Regions from separate parts of the Homo sapiens genome. Here all the other regions are linked to region 1. A link is a loop called in an ENCODE intact Hi-C map of the cell type or tissue named here. Cell type or tissue: mammary epithelial cell. All regions are shown on one strand. Links, peaks and the distances in the headings refer to the core of each region. The heading gives the core; the rest is flanking DNA.

What was found. A loop is a pair of places that touch in the nucleus more often than their neighbours do. Peaks named below come from ENCODE experiments on the same cell type or tissue, not always from the same donor. Only the 100,000 strongest peaks of a DNase experiment are listed, where the experiment ranks them.
Region 2: a loop joins it to region 1, with 11 times the contacts of the local background. A loop is called at or near these places in 3 of 110 quality-filtered maps.
Region 3: it touches region 1 in a loop (19-fold over the local background); 2 of 110 quality-filtered maps call a loop at or near these places.

What each region holds. Positions count from the first base shown.
Region 1 is chr16:67,197,440-67,199,939 of GRCh38, reverse strand. E2F4 (E2F transcription factor 4) reads right to left here. Exons shown (of 10, transcript NM_001950.4): 8 at 2,294-2,341; 9 at 2,029-2,073; 10 at 1,022-1,932. The coding sequence ends at 1,817. It overlaps ELMO3 (engulfment and cell motility 3), which reads right to left and starts at 809. Exons shown (of 20, transcript NM_024712.5): 1 at 536-809; 2 at 347-387; 3 at 184-256. The coding sequence starts at 613. RefSeq lists a silencer at 1,414-1,473. In mammary epithelial cell, for the core only: CTCF peaks have their summits at 289 (motif pointing right) and 1,499 (motif pointing right); DNase peaks (open chromatin) are centred at 809 and 1,479; H3K4me3 peaks cover 1,195 bases; H3K27ac peaks cover 1,129 bases.
Region 2 is chr16:67,281,998-67,289,718 of GRCh38, reverse strand. PLEKHG4 (pleckstrin homology and RhoGEF domain containing G4) reads right to left here. Exons shown (of 22, transcript NM_001129729.3): 8 at 7,612-7,710; 9 at 7,370-7,518; 10 at 7,078-7,216; 11 at 6,861-6,977; 12 at 5,262-5,444; 13 at 4,504-5,006; 14 at 4,183-4,429; 15 at 3,356-3,445; 16 at 3,053-3,274; 17 at 2,800-2,970; 18 at 2,542-2,719; 19 at 1,705-1,821; 20 at 1,319-1,552; 21 at 1,115-1,230; 1 more. The coding sequence ends at 911. KCTD19 (potassium channel tetramerization domain containing 19) reads left to right here. Exons shown (of 16, transcript NM_001100915.3): 16 at 37-287. The coding sequence ends at 150. Among named protein-coding and RNA genes, the nearest start is that of PLEKHG4, 6.3 kb to the right of the region's middle. RefSeq lists an enhancer at 4,600-5,340. In mammary epithelial cell, for the core only: a CTCF peak has its summit at 4,607 (motif pointing right); a DNase peak (open chromatin) is centred at 4,728.
Region 3 is chr16:67,464,608-67,467,107 of GRCh38, reverse strand. The region is part of intron 1 of ATP6V0D1 (ATPase H+ transporting V0 subunit d1); the gene reads left to right. Among named protein-coding and RNA genes, the nearest start is that of ATP6V0D1, 15 kb to the left of the region's middle. RefSeq lists enhancers at 672-1,172, 1,173-1,673. In mammary epithelial cell, for the core only: a CTCF peak has its summit at 1,118 (motif pointing right); a DNase peak (open chromatin) is centred at 1,147.

The DNA.
Region 1 (2,500 bases), core at 1-2,500:
AGCAGAAAAGGCAGCGAGGTCAGGGAGGGCTCCGAGGACTGATCAACTGGGGTGTCGGTGAGGGCGGCTGGGGGTGAATAACAGATCGCGCTCCGGTAGTGGGATGAAGAGCCAGAGTTATCGGGGCCAGGTGGGTTAGAGGGGTCGGAAGGCCGAGCTTGGGGCTGGGGAGAGGGGACTCACATTCTCGGTGATGTATCTCCGGTGCCCATCCGCAAACTGCAGGGCGTAACGCTCAGAGTGCGTCAGGCTCCACCTGAGGGGCACGAGGCTCAGCGAGGCCGGCAGGGGGCGCCGCCCCTCCTGCCCTCCCGCCCTCCGCAGGCCCTGGCCCGGCAGCACTCACGCGTCGCACACCTCCTTCAGCACAGCGGCCAGGGGCTTCGCCTGCAAGTGGAGTGGTCATTCTCGCGGCCTGGGCAGGGAGGGATGGGGAGGAGCCTGGGGGGAGGGGTGGGGCGGGCTGCCCCGAGGGCCAGGGGGCTACCGGGAGGTGGGGCAGTGGGGCAGATGGAGGCGGGACCAGCCGGGTGACCTGGTCCAGCTGGATGAGCTGCGGGATGGCGTCACGCATCTTGATGGCAATCTTCACCACGTTCCGCGGAGGCGCCATGGTCCAGCTGGGACGTGGGCGCCTGCACTTTCCGGAGACCGTGCACCTGCGGCCAAGGGTGCACCTGGCCTGGGGCCCCTGGGGACGAGGAGGTCCTCCCTTTCCGAGACCTGACCTCGGTGTCCCGCACTCGCGGCCCAGACTGCTGCTCCTGGCCATGCAACGCGGCCTTCCCAAGGGAGCCGAGGTTAGTTCCGGGTTGGAGTCTGGGGGTAGGAAGGTAGGACGGCTCCGCCTGCCCCGCCCCGCCGAGGCGGCCCCGCCCCACACCAAGGTGCGGCAGGTGGGGGCGGGGAGGGCAGGCTGCCGGAGGCCGCCCCACCCCTAGTTCCAGCAAGGTGACCCACCCAATCACACTGCCAGTCCAGCACAGTCCCAAGGAGGGTCCCCAAAGAACCACATCAGAGCTAGCCTTAGGCATGGTTTTTATTCACTTGAACACTGTACAAATATTACAATTTCCTTTTGCTGCAAAAAGTATAAAAATAATCTTTATATAGGAATCCATTCGTTACTGTAAATCTTTCTAAATCTCTGCAAATGGCTCTAAATGAGGGTAAATGAAAAAGCCGAAATGAAGAGAGGGTTATGGGGCAGCAGGAGGTGGGGCCAATCATCAGGGCTGGACCACCCAGACTCCTCCCCAGAGACCTCTGTTCCTTCTTGGTAGCCGCCCCCACCACCTGCAGGTTCTAGGGCTAAAGGCCCAGCAGAAGTGGGCACGTGAGAGGGCCAGGAGGAGCTGGAGGGTCAGGGGGTGGGGGATAGCGAAGGAAGCTAGAAGTGGTGCTGGCATGTGCCCAGTTCCACCCCACCCTTCCCTCCTAGGGGAAGGAGCTGGCAGAAGCAAGACACTGAGGCTGGCAGGAACAAGACACTGCCCCCTATGGGGGGTAATGGCAGCTCCTCGGTTCTGTGCCACTGGGTGGCAGCCGAGCCTGGGCTGGCGAAGGCCGCAGAAAGGGAGAAGCAAACACTTTGGCTCCACGGTGATGGGGGCTGAGTCCTGTTCCCCTGCTCTGCGAGCACAGAAGTGCCAGCACAGGAGCGGGAGCTGTGGCCAGAACTGTGCGGTGAGGGGAGGCCGGAGAAGCCAGGCGTCTGTGGCTCTCAAGCTCTGTAGGGGTCGGGTGGGAGAGGTCCCCAGGCAACCCCCAGGTCAGACAGTCTGGGTCCCAGCCACACAGGGCATGTCCCTGTCAGTCAGAGGTTGAGAACAGGCACATCAAAGAGGTCACAGACACCTTCACTCTCGTCCAGGTTGTAGATATAATCGTGGTCTCCCGGGGGTGGAGAAAGACGAAGCAGAGGGGCAAACACTGCAGAGAGCACTAGTCTCAGGCCCTGGGCCAGGGCTCCCCTAGCAGCAGCCCAACCCCTGCCCACACCCACTCCCACCTTCCAGGGCCACCCACCTTCTGAGGACATCAACTCCTCCAGCAGCTCCGAGCTCATGCACTCTGGGAATGGAGGGAGCTCAGTTACTAACATTCCAGCTCCCACCTCTCCACCCACCAAAGCCCAGGAAAGGGAACCCCACCTGCCCATCAGGAACTTCACCCTTTGCCCCAGTTACCATAAGCGCCACAACAAGGTCCTCAAAAGGGCAAGAAAACAGCCATAGGACCCAATGAGCTGTGTCCCTTACCCCTAGCCTCAGGGAGGAATGCAGCAGCCTACCTCGTGTGGGATCAAAGATTTCTGACAGCTCTTTGGGGAGTTCCAAAACTGAAAAACAAGAAAGCCATGCTCAGGGCACAGAGGTCCAGCCTGGCCCCACTACAGCCCCCTGGCTTCCTCGGATCCTATACCACCCACCCTGAGGCTCCACACAGCTAAGGAGATGTAGGTCCTGCCTAGGCCAAGCTGGCACTGTCTGTTGGCCTC
Region 2 (7,721 bases), core at 3,222-5,721, 87 kb before region 1:
CAGGAAATCAGGGATAAGACTGGCCTTTCCTTCCAGCTTACACTGCCCTTCGCCAGGAAATATGGCCGATGCATGGACCTGCTCATCCAGAGGGGCCTGTCTAGGTCTGTCTCTTACTCCATCCTGGGAAAGTACCTACAAGAGGACTAGGGTGCCCAGAGATGCAGCCCCTCATGCCCCACCCGCCAAGTCTCATTTTAATTGGAGATAGCCCAGAATGCATGTGCCCATCAGAGGGTACATATCAGTCTATTTTTTATTATAAACAAATAAAAGATTAAATCACACATCAAAGACCTAGACTCCTTCTCTGAGACACCAAAGGCCTAACAACCAGTAAGATAATTTTAGACAATTCTATTGAAAGTTATTCAAAAGGCATCAAGTCAAAATAACGAAACTGCCCCAGTAAAAAGGGGCTGGGCCTGGGGGCCAGGAAAGGCAAGCATGAGGGCCCAGTAGAGGTGGACCTGTCCCTATGGTAACTGAGCTCGGCTTTAAGGCCAGGCATTGGGGATCAGCTGCTAGGAGCCCACCTGTGTTCTTCCTGAGGGGTGGGGGCACCCTAGTCACTGCCTAGAGGCACATGGTCCCCCACCAGCCTACAGCATGGAAACACCCAATGTCTGCTCTAGCCTATTCTTAACCCACAACTGGGATGGGAGCTGGGGACAGGAGAAGGGGTCATGGGGCCAGGAGCCTATTCAGGCTCTACAACCAGACTTCCCTAGAGAGGCCCCGTGCCAGTTAGTCCAATGGCCACACACATCAGAAAGGGTAGTCAACAGCGTTGCACATGTAGGTTGGAGGTAGCCCAGGTGTCAGCCACACCCTGGTCACAGCAGATCCAGAGAGGCAATGTTCCTTGGAGCTGCAGGCTGCTGGATCTACTGCTCGTCCAGTCCCGGGCTCAGACCTGCAGGGCCAGGCCAGGCATGAATGCCTGCTTCCCTGACTCTGGACCCAGGAGGTGTCTGGGGAATGGCTCTGGCCCACCCACCCCAAGCTCTACCCAAAGTAAAGGCCTAGCCTGGGCTGGGGAGGGGCTGGTCACAGTCACAGGCTCAGCTTGGGCTGGGGAAGGGCTGGTGGGTATAGGGCAAATGGCACTCACACAGGGTAAGTCCTCCAGGCCCCTACCCAGGGCCTGCCCTGACACACAGCTGCTGTCAGAGCCACTGGAGCCACTGGCTGATGGGCATTGGGACGAGATCTCTGAGTCCTCAGCAGCTAGGGAGGGAGACTGGGTGAACTGTCAGCACGGGAAGCCCCAGACCCCAAGCCATGCCCTCCTGCCTCTGGCTAGGCCCAGACATACTCAAAGAGGGCTGGCCGCCCAGCTCTGCCTCAGCCTCCAGTGCTGCTTCCTCTGGGAAGCTGGGATACAGGGGACAGCGGAGACCCAGAAGAGCTGGGTCTCTGTACAGGTGCAGGTTGAGGGACCCCAGAACAGAGCAAGAGGCAGGGTCTCCAGGAAGGGAGTTCGAGGCCCCCAGGTAGAGGCTGTCATGGTCAAACGGGGCTACGGCAATGGACGCCCGAGAGCGAACTTCTGCATAAGAGAGAGGGTCAGGTTGGGACAGGCCAGAGCCTAGCCTGGCCCCAGATCCCAAGGAAAGTGCGGGCCAGCACTAATGGAGGGCCACAGTGCTTCCCGCACAGCTTTCCTACTCCCACCCCCACACCCTGTAGCCTGCCTGCTACCTCGGCACTTCAGGACATAGTTGACGGTGCGGTCGTTGATGGCTTCCTCGCTGGGAGCAATGTCTCGGAAGGCCTTGTTCCCCACACCCATGGACACCATCTCAGCCATGCGCACCTCTGGGTGGAGAGTGGACATAAGTGGGATGCTTCTGGACATAAGCCTGTCCTTGGGCCTCTACCACCCCCCAGATAAGTCTTTCCTGTACACCTCCATCCAGCACATTAACTGTCCTGTGAGCTGAGCCTTTCTAGTGCCAGGTGCTCTCCTCCCAACAATCCTGTGGGGCAGGTGCCATATTCCCCTTTTAAAGATGAGGCCCCTGGCTGGGCGCAGTGGCTCACGCCTGTAATCCCAACACTTTGGGAGGCCGAGGTAGGAGGATTGTTTGAGCCCAGGAGTTCAAGACCAGTCTGGGCAATATAATGAGACCTCTATGAAAAAATTTTACAAATTAGGCATGGTGGCACATGCCTGTAGTCTCAGCTACTTGGGAGGCTTAGGTGGGAAGAATGCTTGAGCTCAGGAGGCAGAGGCTACAATGAGCAAAGATCATGCCACTGCACGCCATCCTGGGCGACAGAGCGAGACCCTGTCTCCAAAAATAAAGAGAGAGAGAGCCATGATGCCCCTTATATTCAGAGAAGTTCACGTTGTGTCCAAAGTCAGAGGCAGTGACAGCAAGGCTGCCTGGCTTTGAAATCCTTTCTCCTGCACTGGTGGCTGTCGCTGGGCCTTCTCCCCACTTCCCGAGCTTTTCCCAGGTCTCTGGGCTCCTGTGGGTCAATGTAAGCTCTCCAGTGAGGGGAGTGTGGCGTGAAGGAGGGGCATGGACCCACCCTTGTTGTGGACGGCCTGCCTCCAAAGCAGGTGGGAGATGTCAGCTGTCCAGGCCTGCTTGATAGCCAGGCTGGAGGCCTGCAGCACAAAGGTGTCCCTGGCCTTGCGGCGGCGGAACCAGATCTCGAAGCGCAGGTTGCTGTTCCCACAGCACTCAGTGAGACCAAGGTCTGCCATCTGTGGCCAGCGGGAGAGAGGGGCTTGGTAAGGCATGGGGCGGGAAAACAAGTGGTGGGGCCTGGGGTGGGCAGGCCTACCTTGAAGGAGCGCTTGTAGGCAAATGTGTCAACCCCTGTGGGCCCATGGCGAGGCTTGCTGAAGAGCAGCAGCTCCTCAAAAAGGAAGATGCGGCGCACGGACTTGTGGCGCCCAGTGCGCACCACAAACTCATCCTGTCGCACCAGCTGCCCCTGTTCCTTGAGGTTAACCTGCAGAGTTGGGGGCTGGTGGGTGGCCAGCCTCTTCTGCCTTCTTCTTCACACCCACTGCCCTTGCCCTGGGATGACTCACATCACAGCCCTGGATGGCGTCCATGGCCAGCAGGTCGTTTCCGTGCCGCAGCTGGAAGTGCACAAGGCTCTGGGCCTCCCGCAGCGCACTGAGCTCCTGCGTGGGGCCCCCGCAGGCCCGTGCCAGCTCCTGCAGCAGCAGTGCGTACTTGCCCATGCGCTGGATGGGCTTTAGCAGGTAGGAGGCCAGGTCCAGGTGGTCCCCCAGTGCTTGCTGCTTGTCCTGTGGGCGGATGGGAGGCCACTGAGTGGTTTGGGGGCACTCCCCGCATCCCCTACTCCTCCTAATCTCAGGTTCACTTACCTTGAAGAAGGTGTGCCCATAGCTTGACATCAGGGCATCGGAGCGAGGCTTATTCTTGCTGTAGAGCGCGTACATCCCAAACTGCACCCTCTACAAGGACATGTGGCTCAGCCCCAGTGCAAAGGGGCCAGCTCCCTAAGGCTGGCACAGGCTAGACCACCCTCAGCTTGAGAGGACCAAAATGCCAGTAGATGCCTCTTAGGGAGGCCTCCCCTACAGACCCAGTCTTCCCTGCTTTGAACAAGGGGTGATTTGGCAAGAACAGTACTGGGCAAAGGGGGTGTGCCCACAGGCCCCCAAGGAAGAAGCCCCTTGCCCTCAGACTGAGCTCCTGCCTTCAGCTCTGCTCCTCCCACGGCTCTAAGAGCTCACCTCACCTGGGACTGTCCTGCTCACTACACTCAGCCACCTCCTTGGCAGGCCCCCTTTCCTCCACACGACCTTGTACTTGCTCTTTCCTCTGGGTGGGACACTCACTCCAGCCCCTCCCCTATTCCTCAGCTTAAACATCAGCCTCTCAAAGACTTCCTCTTGTACCAGGTGTCCTGGCACCGCACTCAGGCCCTCTAAAGTGGAGCCCCTGCCCCGCCAGTAATTCACAAGCATCTATCCTGCTTATTTTCCTCCTAGCCCCAACTATAATCTACAAGTATCGTTCTTGCTTCTATGTCTCCTCTACTGGACTAAGAGCACCCTCAGGTGCAGGAGCCTGCCAGTCTTGCTCATAGCTATACTCATAGCACAGGGACTGGCACCAAGCATGTGCCCAGCAGCAACTTCGGGAGTGTGGCAGAACGAGCTGATACCACATGGCCTGTCGGGCTTACATGGCGCAGGAAGGCATAGGCCACTCGTGGTGGGTGCCGGGTGCAAGCCTCCAGCTCACGCAGGAAGAAGTGGCAGTGGAAGTCCCGCAGCTTCTCCAGGTTGCCAAAGAGGTGGGCACGCTGACCGCGGAGGCCCTGGGGCACATCGGGGCGATCCAGCTCGGGGAAATAGTTCTCCATAGTGTACTCTAGAGCCCGGACATACTCCCGCTCCGTGGCCACCATCTCTGCCAGCACCAGCTGTAGCCTACCAGGTATGGGGAGTCAGGACCCAAGACATCTCTCCTTTACTGCCCTCCCCGCCCTGCCTACTGCCCATACCTGTTGAGGCTCCTGGGGTCAGAGCTGCCTGGTGGAGGCACAGTAGGGGATGCCTGGGGCAGGGCACCTCCTCCAGCCTCTGGTCTGCGGCAGGCAGCAATAGTGGCCGCATGGTGGCAGTGGCAGGCAGGTTCACTGAGACTCTGCCCCAGATTCCGATCGAAGCTGTAGGCCTTCCTCAGGGGAGGGTGGGCAGGTGCAGCGGGGACCTGGCTGACACACAGGCTAGCTGTGCTGCCCACCGGTGGTAGCTTCAGTGAAGCCTCAAGCTTTTGGTCCAGGGCCAGCCAGGTGTCCTGGCACCGCGCCCAGGCCCAGCGGCACTCCTGGCGGATGGCCTCTGAGCCCAGCCCCGTGGCCAGAGCCCACATCTTTCGGAAGTGGGCAGGAGGCAAGTCAGGGTGCCTGGTCCAGTGCAGCTGCAGCTGCTGCAACACAACCCCCGGGCGTTCCTGCTCCAGCTCTGCCAACACTCGCTGCCCCTCCTCAGCCCACGTCAAGGCCTGCAACACCAGGGCCGGACAAGCATTAGAGGAAGATCCTGCCAAGCCTGCTGGGCACTCTGCTCCTCTACCCACTCCCCATCCCCACAGGATGCTGTCCAGGACACAGCCCCAGTGACTGGGTTTTAGGGTCAAACTGAAGACCAGGGAAGAGAACAGGCAGCATGACCAAGAAAAGCTCAGGCTCTGCTGAAGCTGGGGCTGCCATCCCTCCGGCCTCATGGATCACTTGGAGCTGGGGAGACTCTCACCCACCTCCCTGAAGAGCTGAAACAGCCTCTCAGCATCCGCCAGCCGCTGGCACCGCTGGGCCAAAGCCCTAGAGAATTCAGTCAGCTGGGCTCGCAGGGCCAGAAAGCGTGCCCCAGGGGGGTCCAGTTCAGCCGCCTCCCAGCCAGTCAGCGGCTGCAGAAACTTCTCCCCTTGCCTGACCTGCTCCTGCAGAGACAGAGACTAGGCTCAGCCAGCCCAGGCCTGGCGGTCTAGCCCCCAGACTCAGATACTTCCTGCTGACATATCGACATGTCCCCATCAAGTCTGTCCTGTGGTGGAACATCTACCCGTATCTCCTACTCCCCACCCACATCCACTCCCCTTCTCCACAGCCAAAGTTCCTAGAGGAATCATCTGTCCTCACCGTCTCGTCTCGCCCTCCGCACCAGCCCTCTCCAGCTCCACTCTGCCCCGTCCCCAGCGCTTCTCAGGCCTCACTGACTCCAACTCTCAGCGTCATTCAGCCCACTCTCTACTGGGCTCCCCCAGCTCCTCCCCACGCTCCTGATTCTCCTCACTCTTCTCTGGTGGCTCGTCCTGCTCCCCTTCCCTCACCTAGGCCATTAAACACTGGGGATCCTGAGGACAGTGCACTCGCTCTCCCAGGCACTCTTGTGTGACCAACTTCAAATGTCATCCAAACACCTGGACCCACCAAGTGATCCTCTCCAGCTAGACCTCTCCTCTGAGCTCCAGGCCCAAGACCCAAGGGCCCTCCTCTCATCCCTCACAGCCATCTCGAGCATGCCCAAGACCGGACTCTTGAATGCCCTTCCCCCAAGATGACCTCATCTCCTAGTCTCTCAGGGAACAGCACCCATTCATCCTTGCAACATCCTTGTCCCTTACCCTCCCACATGGGTACATAGCAAATCCCATCAACTTCTCCAACCCGTCTCCCCTGCCACTATCCTGGCCAGAGGAGGCACTATTTCCCACCTAGACTACTGCAATTGCCTCTTCACTGCACTCCCCATGCCCATCCTCCAAGTCACTGTCTACTCGGAAACGAAGGCAATCTTCCTAGAATATGGATCTGATTACATGGCCTTCCTGATTAAACTCCACACTGACTGCTACAGGGCCCAGTGATGTGGCCACTGACCAGGCTTGTCCCACCGCAACTCCCCCAACTCTTTCTTCCTCTCTGCTCTGCATTTCAACCTCACTGGCCTTATGATTCCTCAGGCACACCGTCCTCCATCCTGCCACAGGACCTTTGCACATGCTATCTTCCAAGCCTGGAATGTGCCCCCATCCTCAACCCTCTTCTGCCTGGTTGACCTCAACTTATCTTTCAACTCTCAGCTCAAAAATCACCCAAAAAAAGCTTGCCTGACACTCCTGCTGGGTAAAGTCTTGGTTATACCCTCAGGCAGAATCACCTGCACTGATTCTCTCCAGAGATCTTGCCTGGGTTTACAGGCACATATATGACTGTGATTAATTACAACTGATATCTTCTATGGGACTATAAGGTCTAAGAAAGCAAAGGATTGAATTGCTTTCACACAGTTCTGCATTCCTAGTTCCTGGCATTGCATCCCAATACCCGTGGCATGAACAAGTGACCACATATACCTGGGCAACCTGGTACAGCTCCTGAAAAGAGCCTTGGGCCTGGAGCAGCATGTCCAGCGAGGGCTCCCCAGCCTCCTCCAGTGCTGGCCAGCCCACCTGCTGCAGCCACACTTCAATCTGGAGGAGCACAAGCAGGGAAAAGTGAAGAGAGCTGCTATGGACTGGGGGCTCACGTCTGAGATCGGGGCAGGGCCCACTCTGGGCAAGTAGTTCCGACCTGGTGCAGTCCGCTTTCCCGGGCCTCCAGTGTTTGGACCAACTCTAGGGCCTGTATTCGCTGGTTGCTCTGCAGGGTCAGTTGGTGCAGCAATCCATCCACCCGGTCATATAGCTCGTCAGCCTTGTCCATTGCCGTCCTGGTGTAGGGTATACCATCTTAGACCCCCTGCCTTGCACCACTCCACCCTGTCCTGGCACCACAGTCCTACCAGGTTCTGAGCTAGCCAGATGAGTCCTGGCATAGAATATGGTGGGCTGGGGCAAGATCTGGGGGCCGGGCTTGCACTCACCTGTAGTCTGGGCTCAGGGTCACCTCTGGGACCTCTTGCTTCAGCCATGTCAGCTCCCGGCCCCCCTGGCATTGTAGCCATGCCAGCCATGGCGAGTCTAGCACCTGCTGCATCAGGACCTCTGTCTGCTGTAGCAGCTGACCGACCTCCTGTGATTGAGGGCAATAAGCTGTGGAGGTGGCCATGGGAGAGAAGGAGGGAGACAGGGAGCATTCATGGAGGGACTGGGAGGGGACACTCACCCCAGGCTCCATGGGCTGGGGCACAGCCTTCACACTTTCGATGGCCCCCTGGAGCAGGGCACAAGCTGCCTGGCAGTTCTGTAGTAGAGCTTCCAGCCGCTGTAAGCAGG
Region 3 (2,500 bases), core at 1-2,500, 270 kb before region 1:
GAGTTATTAAGCACTTGCTTTTATTAGACACATACTAGGCAGTAGAGACAAAAGGAGTTGAGACTTAGATAAAGGGAATTGGAGACTTGGGAGGGTCTGGCTGAGAGGGAGAGCAAGAGTGTAGAGGGCTGAGGATGCCCATGCTTCCCTCCACGTCCTCTTCAGCCTTGTCCCTCTGAAGGCTTTGTCTTCACTCATGCAAGACAGACCAGTTCCTTATGACCGACTCAGGTCTGTGTGGTCTCCGGTTTGGCTTTCCAGGCTTATATCCACCTATTGTTCTCTTTCTTTTCTTTTCTTTTCTTTTTTTTGAGACAGGGCCTCACTCTGTTGCCTGGGCTGGAGTGCAGTGGCTCCATCATGGCTCACTGTAGCCTTGACCACCTAGGCTGCAAACCATGCACCACGACGCCCAGCTGATTTTGTTTATTTTTGGTAGAGACAAGGTCTCATTATGTTGGCCAGTCTGGTCTCAAAACTTCTGGGCTCAAGTCATCTTTCAGCCTCGGCCTTCCAAAGTGCTGGGATTACAGGTGTGAGCCACCGTGCCCGGCCAACTTCTGTTCTTTTTTTTTTTTGAGACAGAGTTTTATTCTTGTTGCCCAGGCTGGAGTGCAATGGCACAATCTTGGCTCACCGCAACCTCCGCCTCCCGTGTTCAAGTGATTCTCCTGCCTCAGCCTCCTGAGTACTAGGATTACAGGCAAGCGCCACCATGCCTGGCTAATTTTGTGTGTGTGTGTGTGTGTGTGTGTGTGTGTGTGTGTGTGTGTGTGTGTGTATGTGTTTACTAGATACAGGGTTTCTCCATGTTGGTCAGGCTGGTCTCGAGCCCTCGACCGCAGGTGATCTGCCCATCTTGGCCTCCCAAAGTGCTGGGATTACAGGCGTGAGCCACCGCGCCTGGCCCAACTCCTGTTCTTTATGAGACATTCCTGCATAGCTCTGTGGGTACCTGTAGTCCCACTCCCTCAGAGGTTGATGACTGGGAGATGCTGACCAGGAGTCTGAGGCAGTGATTAAATTGGAGGGATGTGTTGAAGGGGAACTGGAGCTGGCGTACCCTCTTCCCACCAGAGGGGCCCCTCGCTGTGGACAATGCCATCCTCCCACCACAAGGGGGTGCGCCAGGATCACTCCACTTCTCAAGGAGCCTGGGGAGGGAGGTGTGGCTGGACCCCGTGAGTCATCCAGGCTCTCTCTCTGCTTTTCCGTGGGGCAGCTGCCACCAGCACTGTCCCTTGGGTCTCTGCTCTGGGCCCTACTTCCCTCACTTAAGTCTCAGTTGGCCTTCTCAGATGAGGTAGGGCTTGTCGCTTAGTGTCTCCTGTCTGTGTACCTCTACCCATCCTCACCTCCCTGTGCCCTATCTTCCTGGGTTGGGAAGGAGAAGGCCAGGGGACATTTCCTGATGCTCTTTGCCTTGGTGCCCAGTGCAGGCTGCTCCAGCCTTGCCCACCACACCGTCCTCATTTACCCTCACCTGGGTCATGCCAGCAGCTCAGAGTTGGAGCTGCAGGTACAGCACAGTGTGCTATGAACCCATGGGTCTTGGGAGCTCCAAGTAGGAGCTTGAGGCAGCCCAGGGATCAGGGCTACACTTCTCAGGCTCCTAGAACCATGCACCTCCCTAGGTAGTCACCACTCTTGTCTTGCCACCCTGGCCTCTCCAGGAGAGGGAAAATTTGTCTTCAGGACAGAGGATGAATTTTTCTCTCTCCTCAACCTCATTTGGCACTCCCTCTGAGGGGCATGTAGGATGTATGTGGCATGTATAGGTACATATATGCAGGGTGACTCCGGGAGATGGCCAAACCAGGCACCTGAACACCATGTAAGCACTGCAGGTCCACACGGTCAGGCTGGCGATGGGTTATCAGTTGATTGACAAGTCTCTCCTACCCTGTACCCCAGTTTGGAGGCCTCTCCATTGGGCTCCTTGGCGTCTGCCTCATCCAACACCTACTCCCTGGCTGATGTTTTAAAAAATCTATCCTGCACTAGAATGTTGGTCTTCCTCCTTTTCAGAGGCAGGAAAGTCAAGGCCCCGAAGGGTGCTTTAGTAGGCTAGGCTGCTGCTTTGTGGCCTGGGCACCTGCTCTGTGTGTCCAAACCTAGCAACTCCCCTGAAGGACCAAGGAGTAGGCACAAGGGGCAGTGCTGGGATTGCCCCTGTGTGAATGTGTGTGGTCCTGAGGACCGCTGGGCAGATTGGTGGCAGGGGAAAGGAATATGTGGAGGAGCAGCCCTGACTGGTGCTGGACACTGCTTTCCTGGCCAGCTCTTGCCTGGCCCTGGGCACTTGCCCAGACCTTGCCCCACTTTGGATGCTCAGGCAATGGTTTTCAGGCCTTGACCTCAACAGAGGCTTTCGTGCTTGGCTGGTGGATGGGGCTTTTCCCTCTGAGGAGTCATCTGAAACTCAGCTTTTACTGCCTGCCCTTGTCCCTGTGCTGGTGGCCACTCAGAGGCTCCACAGCCCCAGGGTCTCCCCTGCAGC